2 separate regions of the Homo sapiens genome follow, and region 1 is linked to region 2. A link is an interaction called in ENCODE POLR2A ChIA-PET data of the cell type or tissue named here. Cell type or tissue: OCI-LY7. All regions are shown on one strand. Links, peaks and the distances in the headings refer to the core of each region. The heading gives the core; the rest is flanking DNA.

Region 1 (8,345 bases), core at 103-8,102, 95 kb before region 2:
CTCCCTCTGCGAATGCACAGAGGCCATTGGAGGACACAATGAGAAGGTGGCTGTCTACAAGCCAGGAACCAAATCAGCCAGCACTTTGATATGGGACTTCTAGCCTCCAGACCTGTGAGAAAATAAAATTTCTGTTGTTTAAGCAACCTAGTCTATGATATTTTGTTGTGGCAGCCCAAGCTGACCAATATAGCTTTCAACAGCTTTGGGGCTGTTGAAAAAGCCCCTCTTTCATACATAACAGGTGCTTCCTCTTTCATACCTAATAGGTATTAAAAATTATCTTTGTTCCCAGATCTCTAGCAGTAAAACAGAAAGGTACTCTGTTGGACAGGTTTGGCCACATGCCCACTTCCTAACCAATCACTATGCCCAGAGGTATAGAAGTGTGCCGATTGGCTTAGCATAGGGTATATGTTCACCTCTGGCTTCAATCATGTCCACTCTGGCCTCTCAGAAAATGTACAGATTTCAAGTCCATGAGCTATGGGAAGTAGGGAGTGAATACTTGAGAGACAACCAATAAATAACCACTAATTTGAGCTGCATCTTTAGATAGGCAACTTATGTTCATTGACATTCTTTTATTCAAATGTTGTTAGTGTCCTTTCCCATTTTTTTTCTGTTCCTCCTTTTCTCATGCCCCCTACCTTACAGCCTCTTACTTCACGAAGAAGAGCTCATTGGGAAAGGAGTGTCTTAGCCATCTTCTCTTCTACTACAAACTCACCTGTTCTTACTCTTCAGAGCATAAAGTTGTTCTAGATACCTCACATAGCTGATGTGTTTTCTGTGTACTTATTTCCCCTTTCTTTGGCCTACTTATTCTCAAAACTTGTTTTGTCAGCAATTTTCTTTTTTCAGTATCTTCAGTCTTTGTGTGTGTGTGTTCTCTCATCCTACAATGATACTCAAGAATCTTTGCAGCTTAACAAATACCCTTCTTTCACCTACATGATCCCTCAAAATACAGCCCAACTTCTCTCCTTTTCTCTCCTCTGCCTGTCAGTCATCTACATTCATTACCTCCTTTACTCCAGTGACTTATATATTGATTAAACTGTTTTCTGCTGGCAGAGCCAGGTTTCAAATCACCTTGATAAAGGTCATCACTGATTTCCTACATTTCTAAAACCAATTGTTTATTTTTGGCTTCTTTTAATATTCTTTAGTATTGAGTCCCATAAACTAACCCCTCTTCTTCCTAAATATCAGTATTACCATTAGTTCCATCTGCCCTATTTTTTTTTCTTGATCAGTCCCTCTCGACTTCAGCCACCACCTGTAAAACCAGGACTTGATTCCCAGATACACATCTCTAGCACCTACCACTCACATGAATTCATTTCTAAGTACCTATTGGGGCTATCCATTTGAATATATTGTAGGATCCTTAAAGTTTGTCATGTGCAAATTGAACTCATTATCTTCCCTTCCCTACCTTCATCCCACCATTATCTAGCCTTTTTGCCTGTGTGTATGAACTCTGTTTTGAATACCATCAACATCTACTCAGCCATGCAAGCCAGAAACCTTGTCTCCTGTTTCACTGCACACAACTTTTACATCTAGTCATTGCAAGAAATTCATTGATTCTCCCTCTGAAGTGTGACTTGAATATGTGCCCTCGTTGATACTCATGGCCACTGTTTTCTTTAGCTGTCATGATCTAATAGTCTTAGTGTGTAGCCCTGGGCCTCTTTCTCTTCTCATTAATTCTGTATCTGAGTGGTTCTCAATCCTCAATGTACACCAAGATTGTATGGGGAGATTTTAAATGCTACACATGCCCTGGTCCCAGAACTTTGATTTTCATTGATCAGTCATCGGTAGTATAAGGCCATTATAATATATATAAATACATTTTGTAAGTCTTTATAATCTTTATAAATAATGTCTCCCATTATCCATGGTTTCACTTTCCATGGTTCATTTACCCACTGTCAACCATAGTCTGAAAATATTACATGGAAAATTCCAGAAATAAACAAGGCAGAAGTTTTAGACTGCATGCCATTCTGAATAGCATGATGAAGTGTCACACCATCTCACTCTGTCCTGCCCAGGAAGTGAATCACTCTTTTGTCCAGTGTATCCACTCTATAAATTCTAACTACCCGGTAGTCATCATCTGCTCCTGACAGCCAGCCATTGACACCGTCATGGCTCCATGATCCAGGATTACCTGAAGCAGCTGATCGTCCTTCAGATGTAGGTCAATAGTAGCTTAACACTATGTCACGATGCCTGCATCATTCACCTCACTGCATCTTATCACGTAGGCATTTTATCATCTCACATCAACACAGGAAGGGTTAATACAGTATAATAAGATATTTTGAGAGAGAGGGAGAGACTATATTCACATAACTTATTGTATATTGTTACAAGTGTTCTGTTTTATTAGTTATTGCTAATCTCTTAAGCCTAATTTGTAAGTTAAACTATCATATATATATATATATATATATATATATATATATATATATATATATATGAGAAAGCATAGTATGTATAGGGTTTGTTACTATTCACAGTTTCAGGCATCCACTAGGGATCTTGGAACCTATCCCCTGCAGACAGGATGAGGAGGGGACCACTGAACAGATCTCATCATCTTGCTCTCTTATTTAAAATTCTGTTTGTTGCATTGCCTATGAGAAAATATTCAAACTGCTTAATTTGGTGTACATGAAGATTCCTATCTGGCCTCTGCCTAACTTTCCAGCCTTATAACCACCTCCCCACCCCACCTGTCTGCCCCTCACATCATAGTCTGTAGTCATACAAAATTATTTTGTTTTACATTTTTAATTTTAGAACACTTTTAGATTTATGAAGAAATTGTGAAGTTAGTATAGAGAGGTTCCATATAGTCCATACCCCGTCTCCCTTGTTAGTAACAGATTCGTATGGTACATTTGTTACAGTTAATGAACCAATATTGATACATTATTGTTAACTAAAGTCCATATTTTATTCACATTTCCTTACTTTTTACCTAATGACTTTTTTGAGTTCCAGGATTCCATCCAGGATACCACATTACATGTAGTCATCGTGTCTCCTTATTTTGCTTGGCTCTGGCAGTTTCTCAGACTTTCTTTGTTTTTGATGACCTTGACAGTTTGGGGAGTATTAGTCATATTTTATAGAATGTCTGTCAACTGGGGTTTATCTGATAGTTTTCTTATGATTAGACTGAAGTTATGGGGGTTGGGGAAGAAGAACATAGAGGTAAAGTGCTGTTTTTGTCACATCATATCAAGAATACATGCTATCAGCACTATCACTGTTCGTGTTAACCTTGATCACCTGGCTGAGGAAGTCTTTGTGAAGTTACTCCGCTGCAGAGTTATTTTTCCCCCTTTCCACACTGAACTCTTTTAGAAAGAAGTCACTATGTGCTGCCCACACTTAATGAGGAGTTATGTTCCACTTCCTTAAGGGAAGAGTATTTATTTACATAAATTATTCAGGACTATTTGCATGGACGATTTCTCTCTTCTCCCTCATTTATTTGTTTATTTAATCATTTATATCAGTATGGATACATGGATATTTATTTTATACTTTGGGTTGTAATCCAAAACTACTTTTTATTTTGTTGCTCAGAGTATTCTAGCTTTGGCCATTGGCTACACGTTCAGTTGGCTCCTGTGTCCTTTTGACAATACCCTCAGCACTGTAGGTTTTTTTGGTTTTTCGGGTGTATGTGTGTGCACTTCCTTACTTTCTGGCACTATAAGATGCTCTAGGCTCATGTTATATTCTCTGCCTCAATCCTAGAATCAGCCAGTTCTCCAAGCAGCCATGGTTCTGTTTTATTAGAGAATGGTTAGAAACGAAGATCTGGGTACTGGGTGTGCTTGTTGCCACCGGGATGTGATGACTTCTAGGCCCTCTCAGATGACAGAGTAAGGAAATATATGTGTGTATACTAATGAATGTATACATACATATCTACAGATATTTCTATATATAACGTATGTATATTAAGCTAAATATGAGTGCATACAAATGACTCGCATTCTAAGTCATTACCATATAGATTATTCTAGCCTTTTCTTCTCCCTTGTTTGTAACCTCCCACTCCAACAATGAGAAACCTGGCTTCTGCCAAGTATCACCTACTTCCTAATTGTTCAATTCTGATTTCCTTGTATACTGATTTCAGAATTGTTAACCCTTTATCAACTAGAGTACAGTGCTTATTACCATTCCTATTGCCTTCAGTTTTATAGGCACCATTCATATCCAGAATTATTTAGGTCAGCACCTTTTTCTATATTATTTTTATTCTCTGAATATTCCATGTTTTCACACCTGTTTAATCTTTATTTGTGCTAATCCTCCTGCCTGAAATTCCCTGGCTTTTACCCTTCTCTCCGTGGAATGTTACTCATTCTTCTATACCCAGCACAAATATTGCCTCTACCAGAAAGCTTCTCAGAGCCACCACTAGTAGACTTAATCTTTCATTCCTCTGTGCTCCAATAGCATTTTGTACTTACCTTTACTATATATCATGTCAGGATTCTTTGTTTGCATCTCTTTCTTCTTCACTTAATGGTAATTCTTGAGAGCAGAAACCAAATGGATTTGTCTCTGAAATCCCAGGACTTAACAATAATACATATTACGTAACAGAAAACCTAATAGTGGCTAAAATACAAAAGGATTTACTTTTTTCACCTAGCAAGAAGTCAGAGATAGACTATCATTGGTTTACCTGTTCAATGATGCCATCAAGAATCCAGGCTTTTTTCCTTCTTCCGTACATAGAAGTCTAAATGTGAAATGCCAGGTAAATAAGTTAAAACCAATTTCATTCTGGCCCAGTATAATGTGTTTGGAGACAACGTCCAGAGAAATAAGAATAGTTCAGATATTTTGGATTGAGATGGCTTTGAGATGAGCTTACATTAAATCCCTTAGAGAAATAACTTCTGAGTCCCAGTTGCCTCTTTTTGTGTGAGTGAGTGTATCATGTAGCCACCATTCAGGGCAGTCATGGAGAACAAACGCTAAGCATGAAATTCCCATTTTGAAGCTGCAGAGTTACTGACGTCATAGTGTGATCAAAATGCTCTGCAAATACTTACTGTAATTATTGTTGTTGTTCTGTTCTTGCTAATAACCTTATTTATACCCTGAAATTATAATCATCCAAAGAAAGATTAAAACAAGATGCATGAGTTGCCTAAGCTGTTTGTCTGGCAGATGGTCACCCTCTGAGTTCGCTGAAATTGCCAGGGTTAATTGAAGCTTCAGTTTTCACTGCAGTGTAGTTGATACTTAAGTGTTTCTTACCTGTCAGCTTTTGCTCTCCAAAAAAGTACAACAGTAGCGCTTAATTTGTTCTCATTAATGCTAGCCTCTCAGGTAATGTTTAGTGCAACTTCATTCTAGATGATGTTTGCTTCCCAGCTTCCCAGCTGAGAAGAAATGCTAAACAGTTACAAAGGTGAAAACATGAACGTCTCACTAATTTACTTATTTAAAGGATACTCAGAACTCAGGAAACATTGAAGGGAAGTTAACTTTTACATGGTGGACTGGCATTTAGTGTATGGTTAATAGCAATTCCTCTCCCTGGGGTTGCAGTGAGCTGAGACAACTGGGAATCATCCTTGGGGAGTTTTACAAATAGTTTTTCCTAGAGCTAGCTAAGTGCTCCAAGGATAATCGTTATAGATTCACACAAACAGCAGTACTGTTTGCTCTATTTCTTTGGTGTTCCTCTAGTAGTATTAAAATGCAAGAAAGCAGTCTTAGGAACCATCTTAAAAAGCAATGGAACTAAGAAGCCGTTCTTTGCCTCTACTACTCAGCTCTGCAGAAGCAAACCGGTGAAAAGACGTGGGTGTTAAAATGTTACATTATTTAGGTGATGCAAGAGCCTTTTGTCTGCACCTTGAGGTTTGAGTACAGATTATACATATTGTTATGTATGGGTTCAGCACATATAGTAATATGACAAGCCAAATAAGAGAATGACTGTGCTTTCCTAAATCTGGGGACTGCTGACTACCAATGGCATTGCTTGCTATTTGATTAAGGCCCAAGAGAAAAACAGAGTTGAGAGATGAAGGGAGAGAAGGAATTCTGGGCCTCCTTAAATCAGTTACAACAAAATTAGCAACCCCATTAAAGACTGGGGAATCAGTAACATGATCCTTCTTGTATATGTGGTGTACAAAAGTAGAAGGCAAATGGGTGAATTATATGTATGTGAATAATAATGCTGTTCAAAAAAGCAAAAACAAAAACATCCAAAAAGGTAGAATGTGGATTCTTTAATTAGACTGCTTGGACTGGAATTGAATCTCTATCAATTTTTAGCTGGGTGACTTTAGGCCTGTTAGTTTACTTCGTCCTTTATAGGTTTTTTTCTTAAAATAGTACCCCTTGATAGGGAAATGGAAGCTAAATAAGATAATATACTGTATATAAGTGCTTAGGATAGGTCATCACACATGGTAAATATTTAACTTTTTTAAAAAAAAATGAAATTTACATGGAAGAGATATTGGAATTGGTGCTTTATTTCCTTTTATTTATTTATTTTTATTTTGAGATGAGGTCTCTCTATGTTGCCCAGGCTGATCTCAAACTCCTAGGCTCAAGCAATCCTCCTGCCTCAGCCTCCAAAAGTGCTGGGATTACAGGCATGAACCACTGTGCTCAGCCTTTACTTTCCAAAATATTTTTTCAATTTGCAAAATATACTATGGAGTCTTTCCTTTTATTAAAATCCTTCTTTAAAAAAAAGTATTACTCAAAACTATTGCTCCCCAAAAGCAAAATTTGCAGTTAAGAGGTATTTTGTCATGTGCATTACATACATTTTACCTATTCCTGTAGCATATGTTATAGTTTGTTGATATGGTCAGGCAGATGTATGAATCATTGTGAAAAGGATCCCATTTTAGTGGTAGGCAAAGCATCTAGCCAAAATTTGTAGCTGGGGAGAGATCTGCTCCCCATAAGTTGGCCTTCTGTATCAAGGCTGCTGCTTTTGCCACTATGCTCATTGTGGTGGTAGTCTGCTCAGGAAACTGGTAACTATTAAAACCACCTTCTCCTTGGCTTGTCATGGTTACTATGTATGCTGAACCCAAGTCCTTTTATACATTTGTTCTTTTCCTTACATTCTAAAATAGACACATACCTACCTACACCTAGAGCTGGCAGGAAGTCTGTCAGCTTTTCTTGGTATGCCTCTTTATACTTGGTAGCATAATAAATGCAATTTTTAATGACACTGTCAATCCAATACTTGAATGAGCTTCATTTCCTTTCTCGTCTGTTCCTTAGTGATTGCTTTAACCATTGCCTATTCATGACTGAGCCTTGGCATTAAGATCTCATAGGGGCATGGCCCTAAAGTCTTGCTTGTTCTGTTTCATTTTGGCCTTCTTAGGATTCAAGAGGAAGGACCTTCATAGGATGGTGAGCTGAAAATGGGAACCTGTGGGCAAAGTTGGTACAATATATACCTTTGATGTGACATTAATTTGAGTTAAGTGAAGGGTCAGGACCACGTTTTCAGATTTTTCACATAGTAAATTTTAAAAAACTGAAACACCTTATCAGGATTTGTGGAAATTTTTGTTGCCTTCTTCATACTTCATCCATTTCCAGAACTTTTTCATCTTCCCTAAATGAAACTCTTTATCTATTTATTTTTTACTTTTTTGGTATCTAGCTTCTCTTCTTTAATTGTATATATAAGGTACACAAGAAGATGTTTTAATGTACATATACACAGTGAAGTGGTTGCCATAGGCAAGCAGATTAACAATTGTATCTTCTCACATAGTTACCTTTGTGTGTATGTGTGGCAAGTGTACCTGAAATCTACTCTTTCAGCAAAAGTCCCAAATATAATACAATATTATTAACTGTAGTCCTCGTATTGTACATTAGATCTGTAGACGTGTTCATCCTACATATCTGCAACTTTGTATCCTTTGATCTACGTCTCCCCGTTTCCTCTCGCCCCTCCCCTATCCATTAAAAACTTAATTCCCCATTCCCCCTTCCCCAACCTCTGCCAAACACCACTCCACTTCCTGTCTCTATCGGTTTGACTACTCTAGGAACCTCATATAAGAGGAATCATACAATATCTATCCTTTTATGACTAGCTTATTTCACTTAGCATAATATCTTTAAGATTCATCCATGGTTGTACCATGTGTCAAAATTTCCTTTCTTTTTAAGGCTGGATAATGTTCCATTGTACATATATATGTATGTATGTATCACATTTTGTTTATCCATTTATCTTCAATGGACACGTGGGTTGCTTCTACCTTTTGTCTATTGTGAATGATGTT
Region 2 (8,345 bases), core at 319-8,318:
AGAAAATGGGGTTTTCTTTTCTATCACATTGTCAGGCTGTAAATTTTCCAAACTTTTATGCTCTGCTTCCTCTTGACGCTTTGCCACTTAGAAATTTCTTCCACCTGATACTATAAATCCTCTCTCTCAAGTTCAAAGTTCCACAGACCTCTAGGGCAGGGACAAAATGCCACTGGACTCTTTGCGTAGCAAGAGTGATCTTTATTCCAGTTCCCAATATGTTCCTTATCTCCATCGGAGACCACCTCAGCCTGGACTTTATTGTCCCTGTCACTATCAGCATTTTGGTCAAAGCCATTCAACAAGTCTCTAGGAGGTTCCAAACTTTCCCACATTTTCCTGTCTTCTTCTGAGCCCTCCAAACTGTTCCAGCCTCTGCCTGTTACCCATTTCCAAAGTTGCTTCCACATTTTTGGGTATCTTTACAGCAGCACCCCACTCCTGGTACCAATTTACTGTATTAGTCTGTGCTCGTGCTACTAATAAAGACATACCTGAGACTGGGTAATTTATAAAGGAAAGAGGTTTGATTGACTCACAGTTCCACCTGGCTGGAGAGGCTTCACAGTCATGACTGAAGGCAAATGGGGAGCAAAGTCACATCTTACATGGAGGCAGGCAAGAGAGCTTGTGCAGGGGAACTCCTATTTATAAAACCATCAGATCTCATGAGACTTAATCACTACCACCAGAACAGTATGGGGGAAACTGCCCCCATGATTCAATTATCTCCACCTGGCCCAGCCCTTGACACATGGGGATTATTACAACTCAAGGTGAGATTTGGGTGGGGACACAGCCAAACCATATTATTATCCCTCAAAATAGCCTGTATTCCCCCATCTCCCTCTCTTCTGTGAAGAGGGAACTATGTAAGCTCCATCTGGCCCTTCCTTGAGTCTCATATTTTACATGGCTCCATGCTTATGCAAGTTAATAAATTTGTTTGCTTTTCTCCTATTAATTTGTGTAATGTCAGTTTATTTCAGTGGGATAATTCACTTATTGAACCTTCAGAGGGAAAGTTTAAACTTCCCTACATTAAACACTTTTTCTTGACACTGGTTTGAAGAGCAGTGACTCACCTTTACCTGATTCTTTGTTTGATTCCAGAGCCCTTGGACTTTTATGTTTGTTTTCTACCATGACATCACAAACCACGAGTTTGTTGATGCTTCGTAAATGTGGAAAGATGCAGCACAGATTTAGGAGAAATATACCCAGAGATGTAAAGGGGAAGGAGACATTGGCCAACCAGAAGATCATCCTCATTCCTCAGTGAAGGAGAAAGGCCTGACTCCTACCTTGTGTAAGGGAACTAAGGGAACTGGCTAGGTATCAGTATAACAGAGTCACCAAGTGATTCAAGATTTACTGTCCCCCTCTGAGGAAATAAACAGAGGGCAAGCAAAGAATACAGGCCAGAATAGTCTGCTAGACAAGACCACAATGTGGAATCACAGCCATCCAATGAGGTTTGAGAGAAACCCAATAAATAATATCCCTATGTTCTCTGCCCAAGTTTTAAACCAATCAGAGAGATTAAGGTGTCAATAAATGAAGATTAAAATGTCAGCTCAGCCTGGGCGCAGTGACTCACGCCTGTAATCCCAGCACTTTGGGAGGCTGAGGCGGGTGGATCACCTGAGATCAGGAGTTTGAAACCAGCCTGGGTAACATGGCGAAACCCCGTGTCTACTAAAAGTACAAAAATCAGCTGGGCGTGGTGGTGGGCACCTGTAATCCCAGCTACTTGGAAGGCTGAGGCAGGAGAATCGCTTGAACCCGGGAGGTGGAGGTTGCTGTAAGCCAAGATCGCGCCATTGGACTCCAGCCTAGGCAACAGAACAAAACTGTGTCTCAAAAAAAAAAAAAAAAAAGTCAGCTCAATTACTGATGAAGCTGTATTGGAAAGAATTGGCTTTGGGTACAAGTAATTAGTGTCTTCCTAATACTGAACCCTAGAATCAGGACTCACAGCTAGACAGCCAAAGACTCTACACAGGGGGCCCTGCCCCTTTGAGGCCTATTGCAGCACACTTTCATCCAACAGAAAGAGCAAAGAAGAGCTGGATTAAACAAGCCTAAGTAACCGCCCATATTCACTGATTACATAAATCACTCCACCTCTCCCAGGAAGGAGGAGGGTGGGATTAAAGAGGCTGGCAGTCTTAAATCAGTTGCTGTCCCTCCACATGGCAGGAAAGAACAGGAGTGGGAATTACCTAAACCTTTTATAAGTGCTGGGTAAAGCATATGCTACATAGACCAAATCTAGAGCAGTGTGGGGTGGACTCTGCTTTGTCCCTTTGCTGTTTGCTGAGTAGTCTGCTCAGAGATGCACTTGTCAATGGCTCTTCAGCATCTCACCACCTAGCTCTCACCAGGGGTCCGGGTAGTTATGGTTCCTTTTATTTGTTCACTTTCTAAAAAAAAATTTGACTTTTTGTGAATATTTGAATAGATACAAAATAGTTTCTATGCGGACTTAACATGGAAAGGGAGATGGTTGCATTTTTGGTGACATTACAACGCATACACGCATGTGTGAATGTGTGTGTCACACCGAATGATATTGTCAATGCTGGGCTGATGCCAAATTTAAGGAACATGGAGAACTTGGGAAAAGGCCAGAGATAGAGAAAAGATTGTTAATGGTTTGTTTATAGGGAAGAAATGGGTTTGCCCTAAAATAAATGCATACTAGAAGATGAAAATGACAGTGCCCAGGTAGAAACTGGCAAAAAGGGTTCTCAGAGCAAAAACATGGGACCCATTTTGGATATAAGTCCTAACTTCACTATTGCTGGTTTTGTAACCTTAAGCAAGACACTTGAAATCTCCAAGCTTCAATGCACTGAACTACAAATGGAAATAATGCTTACCTGCAGATTGTTGCAAGGACTAAATATAATGCACATCAAATGCTAGGTATGATGCCTGGTGATAACTGGCACTTAATAAGTGGTAATTAATATCATTATTAATATATAATATATAATAGTATATTATATATTTATAAAATATATATATATATATATATATATATATATTTTTTTTTTTTTTTTTTCAAAGGATGACCTGATGGTTAACTTTAGGTGTCAACTTGGCTGGATTAAGAGATACCTGAATAGCTGGTAAAGCATTATTTCTGGAGATTGGTATGTGAGTCAGTGAATTGAGTGGGGAAGATCTGCCCTCAATGTGGGCAACCTGAATAGAATAAGGTAGAGGGAAGGTGAATTTTCTCTCTCTCCTGGAACTGGGACACCCCCTTCTTCTCCTGCCTTTGGACTCCAGGTTATCTGGCCTTTGGACTCTGGAACTTGCACCAGCAGCTGCTTTGGTTTTTAGGCCTTCAGACTGAGAGTTACACTATTGGCTTCCCTGGTGCCGAAGTGTTTGTACTTGGACTGAGCCATGCCACTGGCTTCCGTTGGTCTCCTGTTTGCAGATGGCCTGTCATGGGACTTCTCAGCCTCCATAATTCTGTGAGCCAGTTCCCCTAATAAATCCTCTCTTCTCTTTATCTTTCTCTCGTTCTCTTTCTCGCTGTCTCTCTCTCCCCTATTGGTTCTATCTCTCTAGAGAACCTTGGCTAATACGGATGGTGAACAAGTCTTTGTCTCTTTTGAGGAGGATAAATAATTACAGGATAAATAATTTAAATATTTAATTATTTATATATAATATAAATATATTTAATATAAAATTATTTTTAAATAATTATTTAAATAAATAAATTATTAAATATTAAATAAATATTAAATAAATTAAAATAAATAATTTTTAAATAATTATTTAAAAATAATTAAATTAGCCTTAAGAAACTTGCTAACCGAAAAGTTGAGTTTTCTTATTTAAGAAAGTCATTGCTGTTTCTTTGGCTTATGTTTAATTCAGATAATCAAATGCTTATTAAGCATCTACTGTGTGCCAGAAAGTGTGATGCATACTGAGAATACTGAAATGCAGGTGGCTGATGAAATGAACCCCTGCTCTTTAGATTCCTGCAGTTCAGGATAGATGCCCATTTGTCTGAAATGTGGTAAGCATCTCCTACTTAAATCTTTAGCTCCAACAGACCATCACCATTTGGCCACCATAGTTTCGCCAACCTCAGCATATCAATTGGTATCCGCATTTTTTAGACCCTTTTCAAGAACCTCAGAGAACAAATCTAGCCATGTGCTATACGGCAAAAGCCAAACAAAGCATGTGAAATGGGTCCTTAAGGTATAGCTTTTGTACCATCTACCCTTTGGCATCCAAGGTCGCTTTTAACAATGCTGCCCATAACTCTGTGCAGAATGCCTCCTGCCACAGCATGTAGGACTTCTACTCACAATACCTAGCAGCACCTCTAAGCATCACCACAGTCCATCCAACTGGTCACAATTAAGATAAGATCTGAGCTGCTTTCCGGAGATCTGTAAGATTCTCCAAAATAGGCCAAAGACGGCTATAAAGCCTCACACTATGCATCATTTACTCAAAGCGGTCATCCAAGCATAGAACCTGATCTGACTCACCTTTACCACAGTTATCACCTGATCCTCACATAAACTCAACAAATAGCCCTTTTGGAGTCCAGAAATAAATACCTGCACATATGGTCAAATGATTTTCCATAAGGGTGCCAAAACCATTCAATGGGGAAAGGACAGTTTTTTCAACAGATAACATTGGGAAAACTGGATATCAACTTGCAAGAGAAATTGGACCCCAAATTTATGCCAGATACAAAAATTAAATCAAAATGGATTGAAAACCTAGATGTAGAACCTAAAACTATAAAACTCTTAGAAGAAAACAGAAGAAAAACTTCATGACATTGGGTTTGGCAATAATTTCTTGGATATGACAACGAAAGTACAGACAACAAAAGAAAAAGAAAAGTTGGACTACAACAACATTAAAAAGTTCTGTGCATTAAAGGACACATCAACAGAGTAAAAGGCATCCCACGCAATGGGAGAAAATGTTTGCAAATCATACATCTGATAAGGGTTTAGTATCCAGAATATATGAAGAACTCTTACACCGGGCATGGTGGCTCATGCCTGTAATCCTAGCACTTTGGGAAGCTGAGGTGGGAGGGTTGCTGGAGCCCAGGAGTTCAAGACCAGCTTGGGCAACATAGTGAGACCCCTGTCTCTACAAAAAAAAAAAAAAAAAAAAGAACAAAATTAGCTGAGCATGGCGGTGTGCATCTATAGTCCCAGCTACTTAGGAGGCTGGTGTGGGAGGATCGCTTGGGCCTTGGAGGTCAATACTGCAGTGAGCTGTGATCGCACCACTGCACTCTAGCCAGGGTGACAGAGTGAGATCATGTCTCAAAACAAAAAACAAAACAAAACAAAAAATACTCTCACAACTCAACAATAAAACCCTCAATTTTAAAATGGGCAAAGAACTTGAATAGACATTTCTCAGAAAATGTTATACAAATGGCAATAGCATATAAAAAAATGCTCAATGTCATTAATCATTAGGGAAATGCAAATCAAAACCACAATGGGATACCCCCTCAAACCCATTAGGATGGCTACTACCAAAACCCAGAAAATAATAAATGTTGGCAAAGGTATGGAGAAATTGGAACTCTTGTGCACTGTTGATGGGAATGTAAAATGGTGCAATAGCTATAGAAAACAGTATGGTGGGCCCCCAAAAAATTAAAAATAGAATTATCATGTGATTCAGCAATTCTTAGCATATACCCAAAATAATTGAAAGCATGGACCTGAGGAGATATTTGTACATGCATGTTCATAGTAGCATTTTTCACAGTAGCCAAAAGGTGAAAGTAACCCAAGTGTCTTAGTCCGTTTTGTGTTGCTGTAACGGAATACCTGAGACTGGGTAATTTATAAAGAAAAGAAATGTATTTGGCTCATGGTTCTGGAAACTGGGAAGTCCAAGGGCATGGTACTGGCAAATGCTTGACGTCTGGTGAGAGCCTTCTTGCTGTGCCATTCCATGGTGGAAAGTGGAATGGCAAGAGAGCATGAGAGGGAGAAAAGGAGGTCAAATGAATCCTTTTATCAGGAGCCCACTCGTGTGATAACTGCTTTAATCCATTCATGAGGGGAGAGCCCTCATGACCTACTCACCTCTTAAAGGTCTCAACACTGTTGAATTGGGAATTAAGTTTCCAACCCATGAGCTTGGGGAATACATTCAAAGAATAGCACCAAGTGTCCATCAACAGATGAATGTATAAGCAAAATGTGATATATACATAAAATGGAATATTATTCAGCCTTAAAGAGGAAGGAAATTCTGACACATGCTACAATATGAATGAACCTTGAGGACATCACGCCAAGTGAAATAAGCCAATCACAAAAGGAAAAATATAGTATGATTCCACTTACATGGGGTACCTGGAATAGTCAAATTCATAGAGATGGAAAATAGAATGGTGGTCACCAGGGCTGGGTGACAGGGGGATGGGGAATTGTCACTTAATGGGTACAGAGTTTTAGTTTTGCAAGATGAAAAGGGTTCTATGGATGATATTGATGGGCCCAATATTGATGGTAGCACAACAATGTGAAAGTACTAATGTCACTGAATTGTGCACTTAAAAATAGTTAAGATGGTAAATTTTATTATATGTGCATTTTACCACAATTTTTAAAAAAGCAGCTAGCGGCCAGGTGCAGTGGCTCACGCCTGTAATCCCAGCACTTTGGGAGGTCAAGGCAGGCGGATCACGAGGTCAGGAGTTCAAGACCAGCCTGTCCAATATGGTGAAACCCCGTCTCTACTAAAAATACAAAAATTAGCCGGGCATGGTGGTGCGTGCCTGTAGTCCCAGCTACTCAGGAGGCTGAGGCAGAAGAATTGCTTGAACCCGGGAGGCAGAGGTTGCAGTGAGCCAAGATCCCACCACTGCACTCCAGCCTGGGTGACTGAACGAGACTGTGTCTCAAAAAAGAAAAAAAAAAAAAAGCAGCTAGCCCAGTGTTCAGTCTGGCCTTCCAAAACTATGAACTTCTGCCCTCTATTTCTAGCTCCCTGGACTTGCCATCCACTTTTTTCTTTCTTTCTTTCTTGTTTTTTTTTTGTTTGTTTGTTTTTTGTTTTTTGAGACAGAGTCTCACCCTGTTGCCAGGCTGGAGTGCAGTGGTGCGACCTTGGCTCACTGCAACCTCCACCTCCTGGGTTCAAGGGATTCTCCTGCCTCAGCCTCCCGAGTAGCTGGGACTACAGGTGCATGCCACCATGCCCAGCTAATTTTTGTGTTTTTAGTAGATACGGGGTTTCACCATGTTGGCCAGGATGGTCTCGATCTCTTGATCTAGTGATCAGCCCGCCTTAGCCTCCCAAAGTGCTGGGATTACAGGCGTGAGACACCGTGCCCGGCCGCCATCCACTTTTTATATACACCACGCTGTTTTCCACCGTTTCTCACTATGGCCAGCCGATGTCGACTGTGCCTGGCACTGTGCATATACTCTTGTCATCCAGTCCCAGAGGAAGGACTTAATTATAAGACATCCTGGACTCCCACCACCACAGAACCTTCTCATAACACTCCACCCCACAGTATGCTCTGGGATCATCACAACTCTTTGCCAAGCAAACCTGGGAAAGTTCAGCCCTTCCATTACTCCTTGTGGTTGGTGATGGACAAGTGGAGAGAGCCTGAAGCAAAGGAGTTACACATGACCTCCCTCTTAGTGTGCCTGGCACACCATAGGAGAAAAACCTCAACATTCTTTGAGGGTCAAGTTTGGCATTTTAAGAACTATATTTTTTTCTGTCTCTCCAGCCTCTTACTTTTTTTTTTTTTTTTTTTTTTTTGAGACAGAGTCTCATTCTTTTTCCCAGGCTGGAGTGCAGTTGTGTGATCATAGCTCACTGCCACCTCAAATCCCTAGGCAGAAGCAATCCTCCTGCCTCAGCCTCCTGAGTGGCAAGGACTACAGGCACATACCACCACACCTGGCTAATTTTTAAATTTTTTTTGGTAGAGATGGGATCTCATTTTGTTGCCCAGGCTGATCTCAAACTCCTAGGCTCGAGCAGTCCTCCTGCCTCAGGCTCCTCAAGTCCTGGGATTACAGGCATGAGCCACTGCACCTAGCTGCCTCTTGATCTCTGACCAAAGTGCTCATTTCCCATTTTCTGGTCTTAAATCTCCCTTCAGAGTTCATGCTCATCTTCTTACCTATGACTTCAGCTTATCTGTTATTTCAATCCAAATGTCACCTCCAACTGCATAGCCTAAAGCTTGGTGCTAGGGAGTGTCACTCACAGCAGGCCCTTCTGGACTATTATGACATGACTGCGGTCACATACAGCAAACCTGGGAGGTAGGAGGCAATATAGGT

The links. ChIA-PET counts read pairs that join two places held together with the same protein. Peaks named below come from ENCODE experiments on the same cell type or tissue, not always from the same donor. Only the 100,000 strongest peaks of a DNase experiment are listed, where the experiment ranks them.
Region 1: POLR2A ChIA-PET joins it to region 2 with 15 read pairs; 5 of 35 experiments call an interaction of 5 or more read pairs at or near these places.

The regions. Positions count from the first base shown.
Region 1 is chr2:171,398,205-171,406,549 of GRCh38, reverse strand. All of the region lies in intron 1 of METTL8 (methyltransferase 8, tRNA N3-cytidine), which reads left to right. Among named protein-coding and RNA genes, the nearest start is that of METTL8, 32 kb to the left of the region's middle. RefSeq lists an enhancer at 1-86 and a silencer at 717-766. In OCI-LY7, for the core only: no CTCF peak of the experiment used is centred there; a DNase peak (open chromatin) is centred at 219; H3K27ac peaks cover 939 bases.
Region 2 is chr2:171,303,883-171,312,227 of GRCh38, reverse strand. No RefSeq gene overlaps it. Among named protein-coding and RNA genes, the nearest start is that of METTL8, 130 kb to the left of the region's middle. In OCI-LY7, for the core only: no CTCF peak of the experiment used is centred there; a DNase peak (open chromatin) is centred at 4,457; H3K4me3 peaks cover 975 bases; H3K27ac peaks cover 2,358 bases.